2 separate regions of the Homo sapiens genome follow, and region 1 is linked to region 2. A link is a loop called in an ENCODE intact Hi-C map of the cell type or tissue named here. Cell type or tissue: gastrocnemius medialis. All regions are shown on one strand. Each heading gives the region's core, and the rest is flanking DNA. Links, peaks and the distances in the headings are about the cores only.

Region 1 (8,885 bases), core at 694-8,693, 310 kb before region 2:
AGACCAACCTGGCCAACATGGTGAAACCCTGTTTCTACTAAAAATACAAAAACTAGCCAGGCGTGGTGGTGCGTGCCTGTAATCCCAGCTACTCGGGAGGCTGAGGTGGGAGAACCACTTGAATCCTGGAGGTGGAGCTTGCAAGTGAGCTGAGATAGCACCACTGCACTCCAGCCTGGGCGACAGAGCGAGACTCTGTCTTAAAAACAAACAAACAAACAAACAAACAAACAAACAAAGCAAAATATTACTACAAAGCTATAGTAACCCAAACAGCATGGTACTGGCATTAAAATAGATGCATAGACCAATACAACGAAATAGAGAAGCCAGATAGATGTAAACCCACAGGTTTATAGCCAAGTCATCTTTGACAAAGGCTACACATTTATAGCCAGCTGATTTTTCATAAAGGTGCCAAGAACATACATTGGGAAAAGAACATACATTGGGGAATATATTCAATAAACGATGCTGTGAAAACTGGATATCTATATGCAGAAGAACAAAACTAGACCCTCGTCTCTCATCTTATATGAAAATTAAATCAAAATTGAATAAAGACCTAAATGTAAGACCTGAACTATGAAACTACTAGAAGAAAACATTGGAGAAATGCTTCAGAACATTAGTCTGGGGAACGATTTTTTGGATAAGACCTCAAAAGCACAGGAAACCAAAGCAAAAATAGACAAGTGAGATTATATCAAGGCTTCCGTGCAGCAAAGGAAATGATCAACAGAGTGAAGGGACAACCTACAGAATGGGAGAAAATATTTGCAAACTATCCAACTAACAAGGAATTAATAACCAGATATATAAGAGGCTCAACTCAATAACAAAAAAGTAAATAATTCAATTAAAAAATGGGCAAATGGTTTGATAAACATTTCTCAAAAGAACAAGTATATGAAAAATGATCAATATCACTAATCATCTGGGAAATGCAAATCAAAACCATAATGAGATATCATCTCATTCAAGTGAAAATGACTCATCAAAAAGATAAAAAATAACTGGTGAGGATGTGGAGAAAGGGGGCCTCTTGTACACCGTTGGTGGGAATGTAAGTTAGTATAACCACAATAGAGAACAATATAGAGGTTCCTCAAAACTAAAAATAGAACTAACATATGACCCAGCAATCCCACTGCTGGGTATATATCCAAGAGAAAGGAAATCAGTATATCAATCAATGAGATTCTGCACTCTTATGTTTATTGCAGCACTGTTCACAATAGCCAAATTATGGCATCAATCTAAGTGTCCATCAACAGATGAATGGATAAAGATAATGTAGTATATATACACAATAGAGTATTATTCAGCCATAAAAGAATACAATCCTATCATTTGTAGCAACATGGATAAAACTGGAGGTCATTATATTGGGGGTCCCGAGTTTTTATTTTTCTTTCACAGAGCCATGCACAGAGATACAAATATCACATGTTCTCATGCACACGTGGGAGCCAAAAAAGCAGATCTTATGGAGTGAGAGAGAAGAATGACAGTTACCAGAGGCTGGGGGAGAGTTAGGGGGTTGAGGGGTGAATGAAGGGAGGTTGGTTAAGGGGTACAAAAATATAGTTAGAGAGAAGGTACAAGTTCTAGTGTTTGGTCTTGCTTTGTTGCCAAGGCTGGAATGCAGTGGCACTATCTCGGCTCACTGCAGTTTTAACTTCCCAGGCTCAAGCGATCCTCCCACCTGTGCCTCCCGAGTAGCTGGGACCACAGGCATGTGCTACCAAACCCCACTAATTTTTATTTTTTGTAAAGACAGGGTCTTTCTATGTTATCCAGGCTGGTCTCAGACTCCTGGCCTCAAGCAATCCTTCTGCCTCAGCCTCCCAAAGTGCTAAAATTAGAGGCGTGAGCCACCGAGCCCAGCCCAATTTGTGTTTTTGTTTGTTTTCCAAAACTTGCACCAAAGGAATTTAACTGATGTAGCTATTTACTAGCTGTGCAGTTTTGGGCAAGTTACTTAACATCTCTGAGCTGCAGTTTCCCCAGCTGTAAAGTGGGGACAATACTACTGACTACTTGGATTGTTGTGCCAATTAAATGTATGTGAGGGTTTGTATTTATTTCCAATGGTGGCTGTAACAAATTACCACAAACTTAGTGGCTTAAAACAGCACAATTTAATTATCTTACGGTTCTGGAGAAGTCTGAAATGGGTCTTATTGGGCTAAAATCAAGGTGTCAATAGAGCTGCACTCCTTTCCAGAGGCTCTAGAGGAGAATTCATTTTCTCGCCTTTTCTGGCTTCTGGAGGCTTCAGACATCCCTTGGCCCTGGCTCTCTTCCATCTTCAAAGCCAGCAATGGTGTCACTCAGACCTCTGCCTCGGTCTTCACATCTATCTCTGACTCTCTACCTCCTTCTTTCATTGATAATGAATCTCGTTATTACATTGGGGACATTGGATACTGAAGGATAATCTCCCAATCTCAAAGTCAGCTGATTAGCAAACATAATTCCATCCTAAGCCTTCATTTCCCCCTTTGCCATGTAACATCACCTATTCACAGGTTCCAGGGACTAGGGCATGGACATCTTTGGAGAGGTGGGGGAATTATTCTGCCTACCATAGTGGTCTATTCGGGTATGGACATGTATCTAGCACTCAGTGAATCATTCCCATAGACTTTTAAGCACAGATGAAGAACATTTAACCCCACTTGGAGGGAATTAAAAAAGGTTTCTAAGAAACATTAAGAGAAAATGATTTTTTTTTGAGCTGTGTCCATTTAAAAACAGTGTCCAAGGCAGGCGCAGTGGCTCATTCCTGTAATTCCAACACTCTGGGAAGCCAAGGAGGGCAGATCGCTTGAGCACAGGAATTCGAGACCAGCCTGGTCAACATGGGGAAACCCCATGCTGAAACTCTACAAAAAATAGAAATATTAGCCTGGTGTGGTGGTGCACACCTATGGTCCTAGCTAGTTGGGAGGCTGAGATGGGGGAATCACCTGTGCCCAGGGAGGTCTGGGCTGCAGTGAGCCATGATCATACCACTGCATTCCAGCCTGGGTGACAGAATGAGACCCTGTCTTAAATAAATAAATAATAGAATAAAATAAAAGCAGTCTGCCATTTATTGAATACCTCAGACAGTGTATTCAACAGTTTAGGCTGTTTGCATAAACTATTTGTAATCCTCATAATAACCTTGAAGATAAATATTATTAGCCCTGTTGTACAGAGAAGAAAACTGAGACGTGGAAAAATATAATCCCTCATTAGCACTCACTCATTAGTTGGTGGAACTAGGAAAAGTCGTTTTTGATAAGAGCAAAAGAAGAAAAAATGTCTAACGTTTAGGGCCCCTGCTAAGGGGAAGATGGGCCCAGGAGGGGCCTTGCACTGTGGTTTCCCAGATGGCCAGAGGACAGTGTCTAGGTGCTGGGAGGGATGTTTGGGGAGAGAGAGAAAAAAGGGTACAGGAATATAAAGGGAATTTGGGATGATGTGGAAGCCATGTCCCACTTAATTTACAGATTTCATAAACACTTTAAAATGTCACATGGCCAAGCGTGGTGGTTCACACCTGTAATAAATGTGAATAAAATAATAAAATTAAATGTCAGCACAAGAAGGGAAGATAAGAAACCATCTAGTTTAATAGCTTTATATATGAGCATGGGACTTGCTTAAATTCCCACAGTGAGTTATCCAGTGAAATAATGGCAGAGCAAGAATGGGAAACCAGATTGTGGGCCCCAGTCCCATATGTCTTCCACGCTCTTCTGCAGGCTGAACCAAATGGTTTGTGCCCAGAAAATAGGTGAAGTTCAGAAGTTACAGCTTGAGCTGCTGTTAGGCCTAGTGGCCTCCAGGGGGCAGCAGTAGGCATTGTCCCTTCCAGTGATGTAAAGAGAGACAATAAGCAGCGTCTGACCTTGACATCCGTAGTTAATAAAACACTGAGGGAACAATAAGGGATTGAAGTTCACACTGTATCCTGTAGCATGGCAATAAAAACGGATTTTTTTTTTAACATTTAAAACACCCAAATGGCCCTTTCAATCAAAGCCAAAGGGTCTTGCTCTGTCGCCCAGGCTGGAGTGCAGTGGTGCGATAGCTTAGTGCAGTCTCGACTTCCCATGCTCAAGCGATCCTCCCACGTCAGCCTCCCAAGTAGCAAGGACTACACGCCAGGTGTACGCCACCATGCCTGGCTAATTTTGTTGCCCAGGCTTGTCTCAAATCCTGGGCTCAAGCAAACCTCCCACCTCAGCCTCACAGAGTGCTGGGATTTCAGGGGCAAGCCACCATACCCAGCCTCAAAGCAGTTATTCTACTAGACTAGATGTCTATTCCAAATGAAGCTGTCCCTACTCAAAACATTGCAATCACTCTTCTTTTAGAGTGGCCTTCAGAGCTGAGACTGGACCAGAAGGGTCAGGCTTGAGGGTGAGCATCTGCTTTGGAGGCCATTCATCTAAAGCCTGTAAGACTAAAATCTGACTTTTTCAGGTGCCCTGGGCCTGTCTCCTACAAACTTCCACTCCTCCCCCACTGATAAAGAAATATTATCCTGGACTGGGCATGGTAGCTCACACTTGTAATTCCAGCACTTAGGAGGCTGAGGCAGGAGGATCGCTTGAGGCCGGGAGTTGGAGATCAGCCTGGTCAACAGAGTGAGATCCCGTCTCTACAAAAAATAAAGAAATTAGCCAGGTGTGGTTGTACATACCTGTAGTCCTTTCCTTGCTATTTGGGAGGCTGAGGTGGGAGGATCACTTGAGCCCGGGAGTTGAAGGCTGTAATGTGTTATGACTGTACCACTGCACTTCAGCCTGGGTGACAGAGCAAGACCCTATCTCTAAAAAGCACACACACACACACACACACACACATATATACACACACACACACACACACACACACACACACACAATCCATCCTGGTTCAGGCCACTATCATCTCTGCTCTGGATGATGACAGCAGCCTCCTAACTAGTCTCAGCACAACAGCCAGAGGATGCTGTTAAAGTGGAAGCCAGCTCATGTCATTCTTTGCTCAGAACTCCACACTGGCTCCCATCTTAGTCAGTGTAAAATTCAAAGTCCTCACGATGGCCTCCAGGGTCCTGATCTGACTCCTCCTCTTTGGCCTCATCTCCTACATCCTTTGCTCACTCTGCATTAGTCTCATTCCTTGCTCTTTGCTGTTCCTTTAACACCAAGCACAATCTCTTCTTTAGGCCTCTGCATTTTCAGGTGCCTTCTCCTAGATAGCCACATAGATTGCTCCTTCACTTTCACTGGGTCTCTGCTCCAATTTGCCCAGCTCGGTGAGGTCTTCCTGAACACCCAACATATATGGCAAACCCCAGCACCCCTTATACTCATTCTTTTCATTCCTCTCCGTAGCACTTATTGATACAGAATGGCTGAGCGCCCAGCTAAACTCCACCCTTAAGCCTGGAGCCATGGCCCTAAGTGAAAACAGCTGACCCCCTTTTTTTCCATGAAAATGTTGCTTGTTTGGTCTGCCCTGCTCCTCTCCCGTGCCCATAAAAAGACTTCAGCTGGCAAAGCAACACAAGCGGCTGACCGGTGGGGATGCAGGCTGCTGGGAGTTGGGGATACAAGAGGCTGAGCAGTGAGCAGAGAAGCAGCAACTGAGCGTTGGAGACTATGGATAGATGCAGCTAACTTCAGACAGTGCGGCTTCAGGGAAAGATCACCTTCTTCCCACACAATCCCCTTTCCAGCTCCCATGTTGCTGAGAGCCATCACCCAATAAAATCCTCTGCATACACTACCCTTGAACCCGTTCTTGTGACCTGATTCTTTCTGGATGCTGGACAAGAACCTGGGTGCTGAGAGGGCAGGGGCTTGGACACTGCTGCAGGGATGCACAGAGCCTGCTCTCACCAGAGAGAAGTGACTGGCCGGTTCCAGCATTCGTTCCCTCCGGTTCCTGTACTCGCTTGCACGCTCCCTCTCATGAGGAGTGGCCAGCGGTGGGCTGAGTGAAACAAGCCACTCCAGTTCCTGCCCACGAAGGGGGTCAAGGTCAAGGGAACCATCCCATCTCATTATCATGGTCTAATATGCTGCACATTTAACTCATTTGTTTGTTGTCTATTTCCTACTAGAACATAGGTTCCATGAGGCAGGGACTTGGTTGTTTTGTTCACTGCTGTATCCCCAGCCCCTAGAATTGGCACATGGTAGGTGTTCAATAAATATTTATGGGAGAAAAAGCATGAATCAAGTGATCCTGCAGGCAAGCTCAAAGAGAGACGCAACTTGTCTCTCTGAACCTGGAGTGGGAAACATCAGAGGCAAAGATACCTCTATTGATTCTGGTCATATTCACCTCTGTGACTTCCGTTAAGTGAGCGCTTAAATTTTCAAGTTAAAAAGGTTTTTCCCCATTGAGGGTGTATCTATGGTGTTGGCAGGAGGGATGGTGGAAAATTGCTCAAGCAGCAGCAAAAAGCAGAAGCCAGACAAGCTGAGGCTCCTCCAGTCCATGCGGTGGAGAGACCTAGGGAAGGTTTCTCATTCCTGGGTCAAATGTCACATAACCTAGTGCTTTTTCTCTCTTAGTTTTAAAACTGCCTTTGGAAAATTATGACAGTAAGAGAAATCTGACATAGTTGACTCCATCTTGCTTCTGACTTCCAAGCTGTTCTTGGTCATTCCTGGGTATAAGTCAAGTTAACCTTGGGAAGAATTCATAGTTTAACTTGAAAGCAAAGATGATAATAGTCCCTTCCTAAAACTAACTCCCTCCTCGCTCAGGGACTGACAACAGCCTATGTCAGACTAATGAAAAGCCATAAGAGGCTAGGTGCAGTGGCTCACATCTGTAATCCCATCACTTTGGAAGGGGGGGAGGTGGGCAGATTACTTGGGGTCAGGAGTTCAAGACTAGCCTGGCCAACATGGTGAAACCCCATCTGTACTGAAAATACAAAAATTAGCTGGGCATGGTGGCACATGCCTGTAATCCCAGCTACTCAAGTAGGTTGAGGCAGGAGAATCGCTTGAACTAGGTAGTTGGAGGTTGCAGTGAGCCGAGATTGTGCCACTGTACTACAGCCTGAGCAAAAGAGCAAGATTCTGTCTCAAAAAATAATAATAATAATAATAAATTTTTTAAAAAAGCCATTAGAATATGGGAGGGGCTTGAACTCTGCTAGAATGTAGGGATAACTTCTATAATCCCTAAAACATGAGCAGTAATGCTCAGGGGTCACGTGGCCAGAGGTCACAAGACTTGTGACTTTCCTAATTGCTCCTATAGATAACATCACTATTGTAGAACCTAAGATTAGATTTTTTTGAGATGTTTTCCAGACTGACCCTACCTGGACTCGTGACTCATGACTCAACTGGTCCTGTGGCCCCACCCAGAGGCGGGCTCTGTGCATGAGGACTGCTTTCCACACCCTTGTAATTTCATCCCCAACTAATCAGCAGTACCCATTCCCTAGCCCCCTGCCCACTAAATTGTCCATTAAAACCCTAGGCCTCTGAGCCTTCAGGGAGACTGGTTTGAGTGATAACTCTAGTTCTCCTGTCTGGGTCAGCCTCGTGTCAGTTAACTTGCTCTACTCCAATGCCACAGTTCCAGTGAATTGATTTTGTCTGTGCAGCAGGCAGGAAGAACTCATCTGGTGATTGCAGTTTTAGGACCCAGAATACCTTTGTGTGTTCTTAAAACAAGAAGCTTTGTCCCTGGAAATGTAATGACTTGATCCTGACATTCAGAGAGAAGGGAGATTAACATAATGTTCATGGAAGGAATTGAAGTTTGGTTCCATAGCTCAGAGCATGCCACATCCCTCTCCTATGTTCTCCCTTTCCATGCCCTCGCCATCACCTCATGTGGGGCTGGATTTCCCTGGCCTCCTGACTCTATCTGTAACAGCCAGCTGAGCTTCCTGAGGCACCAAATTGATGACAGCCACTTTCCTGTTCAAAACCCCCAGTCTGTGCACAAAAGATCAAAGTCTAAACTCTAGCTCGGCTGGGCGCGGTGGCTCATGCCTGGAATCCCAGCACTTTGGGAGGCCAAGGGGGTGCTGATCACTCGAGGTGAGGAGTTCGAGACCAGCCTGGCCAACATGATAAAACCCCATCTCTACTAAAAATGCAAAATTTAACCTGGTGTGGTTGCGGGCGCCTATAATCCCAGCTACTCGGGAGGCTGAGGCACAAGAATCGCTTGAACCCAGGTGGCGGAGGTTGCAGTGAGCTGAGATGGTGCCACTGCACTCCAGCCTGGGTGACAGCAGGAGACTCAGTCTCTAAATAAATAAATAAATAAATAAATAAATAAATAAACTCTCCAGCTTGATATTTGAGCCCTCTCACCTTCCTGGATCTTCTGCGTCATCTCACTGAGTCATCTGCTTTCCAGGGGAAGCAGGCCCTGAGCTTCCCCACATCAGCCTCTGTTTCTGCTGTTCCACCCTCACCCCCCGTTCATCTCCCATGAATGCCACCCCCTTCCTCTCCAGCTAGGCAAACCCACCCATCCATCACCCTGCACCCTTTTTTTCCCTGAAATCTTCCCAATCTTTCACACCTCAATGTCACTGCTTCTCTCTCAACATGGGTGACATCATTATTGCAGCCTTCCTGACAGCTCTTCCGGCAGACCCATGGAAGGGCTCTTTCAAACCAGGCACTGCTGAGCAAAAGGGAGGCCGGGTTGGAAGGATTTGGCAGGGCTACTGAGGACCCTTCAGCACCACTGCCTCCCACTAGGCCCATCTCTTGAGGCCCTCCCCCAGCCTCTTGGCCTTTGAACTTTCAGAGCCCTGCCCTACACATTCTGCCTGCTCTTTGTCACCCCATTCCCCGAGCTCAATCTTTCATAATGTAAGCATCTATCTCCCAGCACCGGGTATATCT
Region 2 (8,885 bases), core at 296-8,295:
GGCTCACTGCAACCTCTGCCTCCTGGGTTCAAGCAATTCTCCTGCCTCAGCCTCCTGAGTAGCTGGGGTTATAGGCACGCGCCACCAGGCCAGGCTGTTTTTTGTATTTTAGTAGAGACGGGTTTCACCATGTTGGTCAGGCTGGTCTCAAACTCCTGACCTCATGATCTGCCCGCCTTGGGCTTCCAAAGTGCTGGGATTACAGGCGTGAGCCACTGCCCAGCCATTTATCACAATTTTTAAAGTTAAAAAAAGATAAGAAAAAAGATCTTACTGTCCCCCTACTACCCAAGATAATCACTAACATTTTAGTGACCAGCCTTCCTCTTAGTCTTTCTTTTTGTGAGTATATAAATATATACAAGCTTTTTTAAAAAAAATGGGATTATACTGTACCTTCTGCTTTTTTCATTTAACATCTTGCGAACAACTTTCAATATCATTAGATATTCTGATACAATATTTTAAATGGCTGCATTTAATGGATATTTCTTAATTTGTATAGTTGAACATTTAGATTTCCAGCTTTTCACGATTTTAATTTGTACTTCAGTGAATATTCTTGTGGTACCATTCACATAACTGCACATATATGGGTATTTCCAACAAATTTCCTGATCAAAGATAATGGATATTTTTAAGACTTTTGCTTTTTCCTCCCACTGCTGTTATATGCTTTTTGTCTTCTGACCCCAGATCATTCAGTGAATAACCCAAGAGTCTGAAGCTCAGCTGCCTGTCAGGGGGGCCAGCATGCACTGTAAATAAATGAAGCTGTCTAGTCGGGTGGGAACTCTTTAGAACGGACACCTGCAGAAATAGCTGCTCCTTAGCCCCAGCTAGTTGTTGCCTTGGGGGAATTCAGACCATCTTGATTAAGAAACCCAGGTTTATAGTGTAAGATCTTTCAATCTGTATATGGTGGCAGCAAAATTCTAAATTTATTATTTCGACGTAATTTAATTATTTTAAAATGCTATATGGAAACTAGGCATGAATGGTGGATTGCTGGTTTGTGACTTTCAGAGGAATTAATCTTTTCCCCATTGATTTCAAATGCTGTGTCATGGGCTCATTCTCATTTACATTGGGATCTACCACTTCTACTAGTCTGCCTTGTAAATGCCAATGTCTGTTTCATACATTGTCCTTATTATAGCTTTAAACTGTTTTAATACCTGATAGGGAAAAATGTTTCCCCAGTTTCTCTTTTTTTTCAGGGTTCCCCTGCAACACTCCTACATTTATTCTTTTAAACAAACTTTTTTTTTTTTTTTTTTTTTTTTTTTTTGCCAGTAGCTTGAAGAAACACTTAACCAAACACACTTTTGAATTGGGCTGGCTAGATCCCAAATAGATCATTTGCAGGTTTTGATTAGGGTCATATTCATTTTATAGAAAAATGAACAGATCATCGTCATCATTACAGCATTAAGTCTTTCCGATCAGGAATGCACAATAGTTATCTAAGTACCTAAAATATTTTTATATCTTTTGTTAAACTTTCATGGTTTTTTTGATACTTCAAAATTAGTACATTTTATACCAATTTTATACTTAGTTGTGTTTTTTTTTTTGGTTCTTTTAAATTGTGAATTCATTTTTTTTAATTAAAAAAAATTATAGAAACAGTCTCACTGTGTTGCCCAGGCTGGTCTCAAACTCCTGGCCTCAAGCAATCCTTTCCCCTTGGCCTCCCAAAGCACTGGGATTACAGGCATGAGCCACTGCACTCAGCCAAATCCTACTTTTGAAAAGGCTAATGTTAATACATAATAGAAAAACTATTGTGTAGAAAGGCTTCTGAACTCTTTCTATTTCAAATAGTCTTTAAGCTAATTATTTTTGGTTTTCCAGTAAATGGTAACTTGCCTCCTCTCCAGTATTTAAGTGTACTATTTTACTGTCTTAACTAATTACATTCCTCTCTCAGTATCTGTGGGGGATAGGTTCTAGGACCTCCCAAGGATACCAAAAACTGCAAATGCTTAAGTCCCTATATAAAATGGCATATTATTTGCATATAACCTTATCCACTTTGCACATCCTTCTGTATAATTTTTTTTTTTTTTTGTCAGGCAGGATCTCTGTCGCCCAGTCTGGAGTGCAGTGGTGCGATCATGGCTCACTGCAGCCTCAAACTCCTGGGCTCAAGTGGTCCTCCCACCTCTGCCTCCCAAGTAGCTGGGACTATAGGCACATACCACCATGCCTGACTAATTTATATATATATATTTTTTGTAGAGACAAGGGTGACACTGTTTTGCCCACGCTGGTCTCAAAACTCCTAGGCTCAAGTGATTGGCTCGCCTCGGCCTCCCAAAGTGCTGAGATTGCAGGTGTAAGCCACCGTGCCCAGCCCCTCCTATATACTTTAAATCGGCACCTCCTGTATACTTTAAATCATTACTACATTACTTATAACACCTAATACAATGTAAATGCTGTGTAAAGAGTTGCTATACTGTATTGTTTAAGGAATAATGACAAGAAAAAAAATCTATACATGTTTAGCGTAGATGCAATTTTTTTTTTCCAAATATTTTCTGTCTTCAGTTGACTCACATATGCAGAACTCATGGACCTGGATGGCGAATAGTACATTGATTAGTGCTCCTGGGGAGAAATGTTATATAATAATGGTGATTATAGGCATCCCACATTGATGGGTATATCCCCAGTATATACAAAAATTAGCCGGGTGTGGTGGCGGGCGCCTGTAGTCCCAGCTACTCAGGAGGTTGAGGCAGGAAAATTGCTTGAACCCAGGAGGCGGAGGCTGCAGTGAGCTGAGATTGAGCCACTGCACTCCAGCCTGGGTGACAGTGCAAGACTCAAAAAAAAAAAAAAAAAAAAAAAAAGAGAAGGAGATACCCTTTTGTTTCTGCTCCTAAGCAGAAACTCCTTTTGTTTCTGTTTTACTAAGAATTTTAAGTTTTTTTAATTGACAAAACAACATATACTTTAAAATACTTTTGACCAGGTGCGGTGGCTCATGCTTGTAATCTCAGCACTTTGAGAGGATGATGTGGTGGATCACTTGAGGTCAGGAGTTCGAGACCAGCCTGGCCAGCATGACGAAACCCCATCTCTACTAAAAATATAAAAAAATCAGCCGAGTGTGGTCGCATGCCCCTGTAATTCCAGCTACTTGGGAGGCCGAGGCATGAGAAAATCACTTGAACCCTGGAGGCAGAGGTTGCAGTGAGCCAAGATTGCGCCACTGCACTCCAGCCTGGGCGAAAGAGCGAGACTCTGTCTCAAAAAATAAATAAATAAATAAATAATTACTTCTAAAATTTCAAATAATTGAGAAGTAGGTGAAATAACAAGTAAAAGTTAGCCTCCTTCTTTTCACATTTCTCTACTCCCACCTCCCAGGGACTATCAGTGTAAACATGTAGTATATAACTTCTCAGATATTTTTCTGTATTCACATATACAGTCATAAATGCATCTATCAAATTGGTCAAAATGTTTTTTGCTTAATATGATTTGTAGCCACAGATTTCCAAATATTGAACTATCTTTGCATTCTGGAATAAATCCTACATGATCCTAACATATTATTCTTTTAAAGTCTTAGATTTGATTTACCAGTATGCTATTTTTTTCTTTCTTTACTTATCTTTTTTTTTTTTAGAGACAGGGTCTCACTCTGTTGCCCAGGCTAGAGATCCTCCTACTTTAGCCTCCTGAGTAGCTAGGACTACTGATGCATATCACCACATCCACCTAATTTTTAATTTTTTTTTTTTTTTTGTAGAGACATGGTCTCACTACATTGCTCAGGCTGGTCTCAAGCTCCTGGCCTCATGCAATTCTCTCACTTTGGCCTCCCAAAGCACATTTAGATTACAGTCATGAGCCACTGTGCCTGGCCCCCAGTATGTTATTTTATAAGACTTTTTCATCTATCTATGCAAGTGCCATTGGTCCATTCTGGATGCTACATATTAGGTTCTTGTATCAGGGTTCTTGTTAACTTTGTAAAATAAAGTGAGAGTTTTCACATTTCTTGCCTCATACTCGGGGGCAGTTCAAGTAGCGTAAGTATGGTTTCTGGTCCTGGATGTTACAGTAGGACTAATATATAACTCTTCTTGAATTCAGTGCCCTTTATTGGGGGAGAGGTGACAGAGATGTGGTTCTTTGACAATGCTTAGAGTTTCTTTCACAGTGATTTGGGTTTTCAAATTCTCCTTGGATTTTTCTTTAAAGAAAAATTCCAATGTGATTTTAGTTACTGTTTTAGAACAGATCTGTGTCCCAGGGTAGAAGCTGGCCTTCCCACCCCAGAGGATACCTCCTCAACCCTGCCAAGCACCCATAGCCTCTCTCCCTAGTCCACCCCTTCCAGGGAGCCTCTGACGTGGCAGGCAGCATGCTAAAAGCTGCCAGTTGAAGGCCAGTGGTTTTATGAACATCCAGGGGTGAGAACAGTAGAATAGCCCCTGCTTTACTGATAGAGAAACTTATCCTTCAGTGGATTAACCCACTTACCCACACTGCTAATGAGAGGTGTAGGCAGGGCTCCAACCTCAGCCTGACTTCATGCTCCTGCTGCAGCCATCCCACAAAACTTCAGAGGTGTAGGCCAACCCCTAGAAACACTCCAACATCACACTGCCACATATGAGGTGGGGTCAAGGTCAAGTGGGAAATGTAGCAGTTGGAAGCACAATGGATATGTCAAAGTACCAGATGCATGAATTATGAAAGAAGATGCCTTGTAATCCCAGCACTTTGGGAGGCCGAGGTGGGCGGATCATGAGGTCAGGAGATTGAGACCATCCTGGCTAACACGGTGAAACCCCATCTCTACTAAAAGTACAAAAAATGTGCCGGGCATTGTGGCAGGCGCCTGTAGTCCCAGCTACTCAGGAGGCTGAGGCAGGAGAATGGCCTGAACCCGGGAGGCGGAGCTTGCAGTGAGCCGAGATCGCGCCACTGTACTCTAGCCTGGGCGACAGAGCGAGACTCCGTCTCAAAAAAAAAAAAGAAAGAAAGAAAGAAAGAAGATGCATGAATTTTGAAACAAGTGGTTGTTCCTTATTTGGGGACAGTGTAAAAAAAAAAAAGTAGTTTTCCTCTATGCAAGAAATAGGAGCAAAGAAAGTCCTTGAGTGCCCTCTTGTGGAGAGTCTCAGCTTGATCCCACCGCCCTGGCATTTGCTGAGCCTCCTCCCACCCAAAGTACAAGTTTAGGGGTTTTCCCCTCCTGCTCTGTCTCCAAGTCATGGCACATCCTTGTAATTTCAGACCCTTTTATAGGAATGTGCGACTGGCAAAGTGGGCATGTGGCATTTTACTGTTCATTTGCCCTGGACAGGCTCTGAACCAGCAGATGATGTGCTTACCAGGGCTTGACTTGCAGGGAGGAGCCAAGTGGTTGGTGTCCAGAGGTCCTGGGTTCAAGTCCTGTTCCCACTGCTCATTGGCTGTGTAGGATGGGGAAGACACTTGATTCTTGAGCCTCAGTTTTCCCTACCTGAAAATGGGAGACTAATATCTACCTCTCAGGGTGATTTGGGGATTAAAATAAGTAAAGCAATCCACAGAGAAGATTAGTTCAGGGCCTGGCACAGAGTAAGCACTTGCTAAACGATAGCTGGTGTTATTATCTGTTTGAGCTGGGTAAGTAGTCAGGTGCCTTGCTAAGGACAGTAGGCAGCAGGACCACAAGAACTGGTAGAACCCAAGGAAGGTTGGGTGGCTGTGCTGAATGGCTTGATAAAGGTGGGCCTGGGGTGTGTCACAGGGTCAAGCCACTTAAAAGGAGACCTGGGCTGATCTGGCTTTGGGGGTGGCAGGGCCGGCCCAAGCCTGGGAGATACAGGGTCATACCTAATCCATTCACCAGCAGCCTAGGACATCACTTTAGGCAGGTTACCTACCTCAGCCCACAGTCAATGCCCCTTACACTTGTCCCACCCATGGCAGCACTTAATGGACACAATTTTTGTTTTTAGAGGCAGGGTCTCGCTCTGTTGCCCAGGCTGGAATGCAGTGGGGCAATCATAGCTCACTGCAGCCTCCAACTCCTGGGCTCAAGCTCAAGTGATCCTCCAGCCTCAGCCTCCCAAGTAGCTATGACTGAGCCACGATATCCAGCTAATTTTTTTTTCATTTTTGTAGAGACAGGGTCTTGCTGTGTTGCCTAGGCTGGTCTCAAACTCTGGGCCTCAAGTGGTCCTCCCACCTCAGCCTCCCAAAACACTGGGTTTACAGGCATAGGCCACCACATGCAGCTCACAATGTCATCTAAATACAATTTGTACCTGTCTTGGGATGGGGGGCTATTCTCTGGGATGACAGGGACCTGGACAAGTGGACATAGGGCAAAGAAAGACTGAATAATGGGCAGGGGGCGGGGAGGAAGGGAGCTTCCAAGTGAGACAGTGCCAGGATGCCTTACACCTTTGAGGGTCCATGCAGCTTGTTGAGGTGGGCTTGATTTCCTGGAGGCTGGGACAGGAGCTAGGGACCTGACCCATCAGTGAGGAGGGAGGGCCAGGCCCACCAGGGTAGCAGCCTGGGTCCCGATGGCCCCCAGTTAGAGAGTTTATGGGTGACCCATTCATAGGGGCTTCCTGAGGGTGTGAGGACTGCTGAGAGCTCTCCCAGAGAGACCCAACCCTCAGGGCTTAAGTTGGGGTGGTGGGGCCACGAAGTGGGCCCAGGCTTTGATGGACCCTCAGGAGTGTAAGGGGGAAGAGTGGCTAAGAGTTTCTGCTTGGATTTCCCATCTTGGGCTCAACCCATGGCCCTTGATGCTCCCTAGTTATGTGGCCTTAGACAAATCACTCTTAACCTCTTCAGCCCTGTTTGCTGAGCAGTAAGCTGGGGTCAGGATGCATCTGTCTGCACAGTGATGTGGAGGAGGATTAAATTAGGTGATGTGTTAAGTGCTTAGCACAGTATCCTGAGCATAGAAAACCCTTATGAGAGCCCAAAGGAGAAAAAATTAAAAGATTTGGACCCAGGCCCAAGGAGTGATGGTGGTGGTGCTGATGGGGTGGGTGTGGTGGAAATAGGGAGGCCTGGACACAACCTGGTTATCAGCACAGAGGTCTGGGCAGAACTCACCTCCCTCCCAACTTCACACCCTGTGGGCAGAGCAGAGAGCCTCCCATTGGCCCCTTACCTGGTCCTGGCTGAGGATGTTCTGCAGAGGCAGAGGCCTAGGCAGGACAGCACCGGGCTGCTGGGGCTTAGGGATGGCACCCCCTCCAGCGCTTTTTCTCTGCTTTCCTCCAAGGCTGCATTCGCGATTCTATGAGCTGGCCCCCAACCTCGTCCCAATGGACTACAGGAAGAGCCCCATCGTCCACGTGCCCATGAGCCTCATCATCCAGATGCCAGAGCTCCGGGTATGTGCAGGACCTCTTGCTGGCGAGCAGGGGATCTGTGCCTCTGGACCAGCAGCAGAGGCCCCCAGGTCTAGGCTGAACCCAGCTCCACCCTTTGTGTCTGCGTGGCTCTGAGCAGATCACAGAACCTCTCTGTGCCTCAGTTTCCTCATCTGTACTCTGAATAAATAAGCTATGTGGGCTCTGTAAGGGTGCTGTACATCAGTGGCCACCCAACTGCAGGCCATGGGCTTGTGCTCATTTGCTTGTCCCTTTGTTAAGTGGCCCCAAGCCTGCTGTAGTTGGCAGACCTGTGTCTGCTTTGTTAGATAACTTTTCTGTCTCCCCGTTGTCTGGCTGTGGCTTCTCACTGAGGTCAGCATGGTGGTCATCCATAGCATCATTTCTCAGACTTTAACGTACCTGTTAAAATTTAATTTTAAACTCCCCAGGGATCTTGTCCAAATGCCAATTCAGGCTCAGTACATGTGGAGTAGAGTCAGGATTCTGCTTTTCGAGCAAGTTCCCAGGTGAGACTGATGCTGCTGATCCTCAGACCATATATATCTGAATGTTTCGTTTCATGAGTTCCTTATCCATAATATGTAAAGTGCATTCAGCATTAAGAAGGCATTTGGGGCACAACTCCCCATTGCAGTGGGACTTCGTCAGTAGCCCCTTGCCAGGCCTGGGATGTGTGGCTTGAAGGTGGAGTCAGAGTGCTATATGGCATCCACTTGGGGCCTGCACTCTGGTTGTGACCTCAGTCCTGAGAGACAATGGGCCCCAGGCTCAGCCCTGGACCAGCACCCCGTCTGGCCCAGCAAGGGGCTCAAGAGCAAGCTCAGAGGGTTGCTGGAGCAGGTGAGACACTCATGGGTAGGACCCAAGTGGTCTGTCTCTGAGCCTCCCGCACTGGCCTGGGCTGGGCACGGAATGGCGCTAGCCAAGCGCTAGCTCAGTTGGGATGGAAGGGCTGCAGGATGAGTGATTTGGGGATCTAGGAAGGCATCCGTGTACAGCTCCCTGGGAGAGGCAGCATCCAAGGTGGTCTAGGGGAGAATTCACAGGAGCAGAGTGACAGCAGACCTGGGCCTGAACTGGCTGTATGGCTCTTGCTGCTTGACTGGTCCAGTTATCTGACCCCACATCCACCTCCCACGATCCTGGCCTGACACGGCCTGAGCTGAGGGCCACCAGTGCCCTGGGCTGTCATCTTCTTCTGCTGGGGACAGAGCCCTACACATCCAGGCAGAGCCTCTGTGTGCTCTTCTGGGTAACAGGACGAATCTGTGCTTCTGCTTCTGCTTCAGATGAGGCAGTGCCTCCAGTGATAACACACTGGCTGTGCTCAGCATTTTTTTTTTTTTTTTTTTTTGGAGACATGGTCTTGCTCTGTCGCCCAGGCTGGAGTGCAGTGGGACGATCATGGCTCACTGAAGCCTCAAACTCCTGGGCTCAAGTGATTCCTCCACCTCAGTCTCCCAAATAGCGGGACTACAGGCGTGCACCACTGTCCCTGGCTGTGCCCAT

What was found. Peaks named below come from ENCODE experiments on the same cell type or tissue, not always from the same donor. Only the 100,000 strongest peaks of a DNase experiment are listed, where the experiment ranks them.
Region 1: a loop joins it to region 2, with 14 times the contacts of the local background. A loop is called at or near these places in 56 of 110 quality-filtered maps.

Annotation. Positions count from the first base shown.
Region 1 is chr15:78,417,991-78,426,875 of GRCh38, reverse strand. No RefSeq gene overlaps it. Among named protein-coding and RNA genes, the nearest start is that of IREB2, 16 kb to the left of the region's middle. In gastrocnemius medialis, for the core only: CTCF peaks have their summits at 3,648 and 3,849 (motif pointing right); a DNase peak (open chromatin) is centred at 3,850.
Region 2 is chr15:78,109,653-78,118,537 of GRCh38, reverse strand. It overlaps CIB2 (calcium and integrin binding family member 2), which reads left to right. Exons shown (of 6, transcript NM_006383.4): 3 at 7,262-7,373. Among named protein-coding and RNA genes, the nearest start is that of CIB2, 17 kb to the left of the region's middle. RefSeq lists an enhancer at 4,991-5,080. In gastrocnemius medialis, for the core only: a CTCF peak has its summit at 5,141 (motif pointing left); a DNase peak (open chromatin) is centred at 5,177.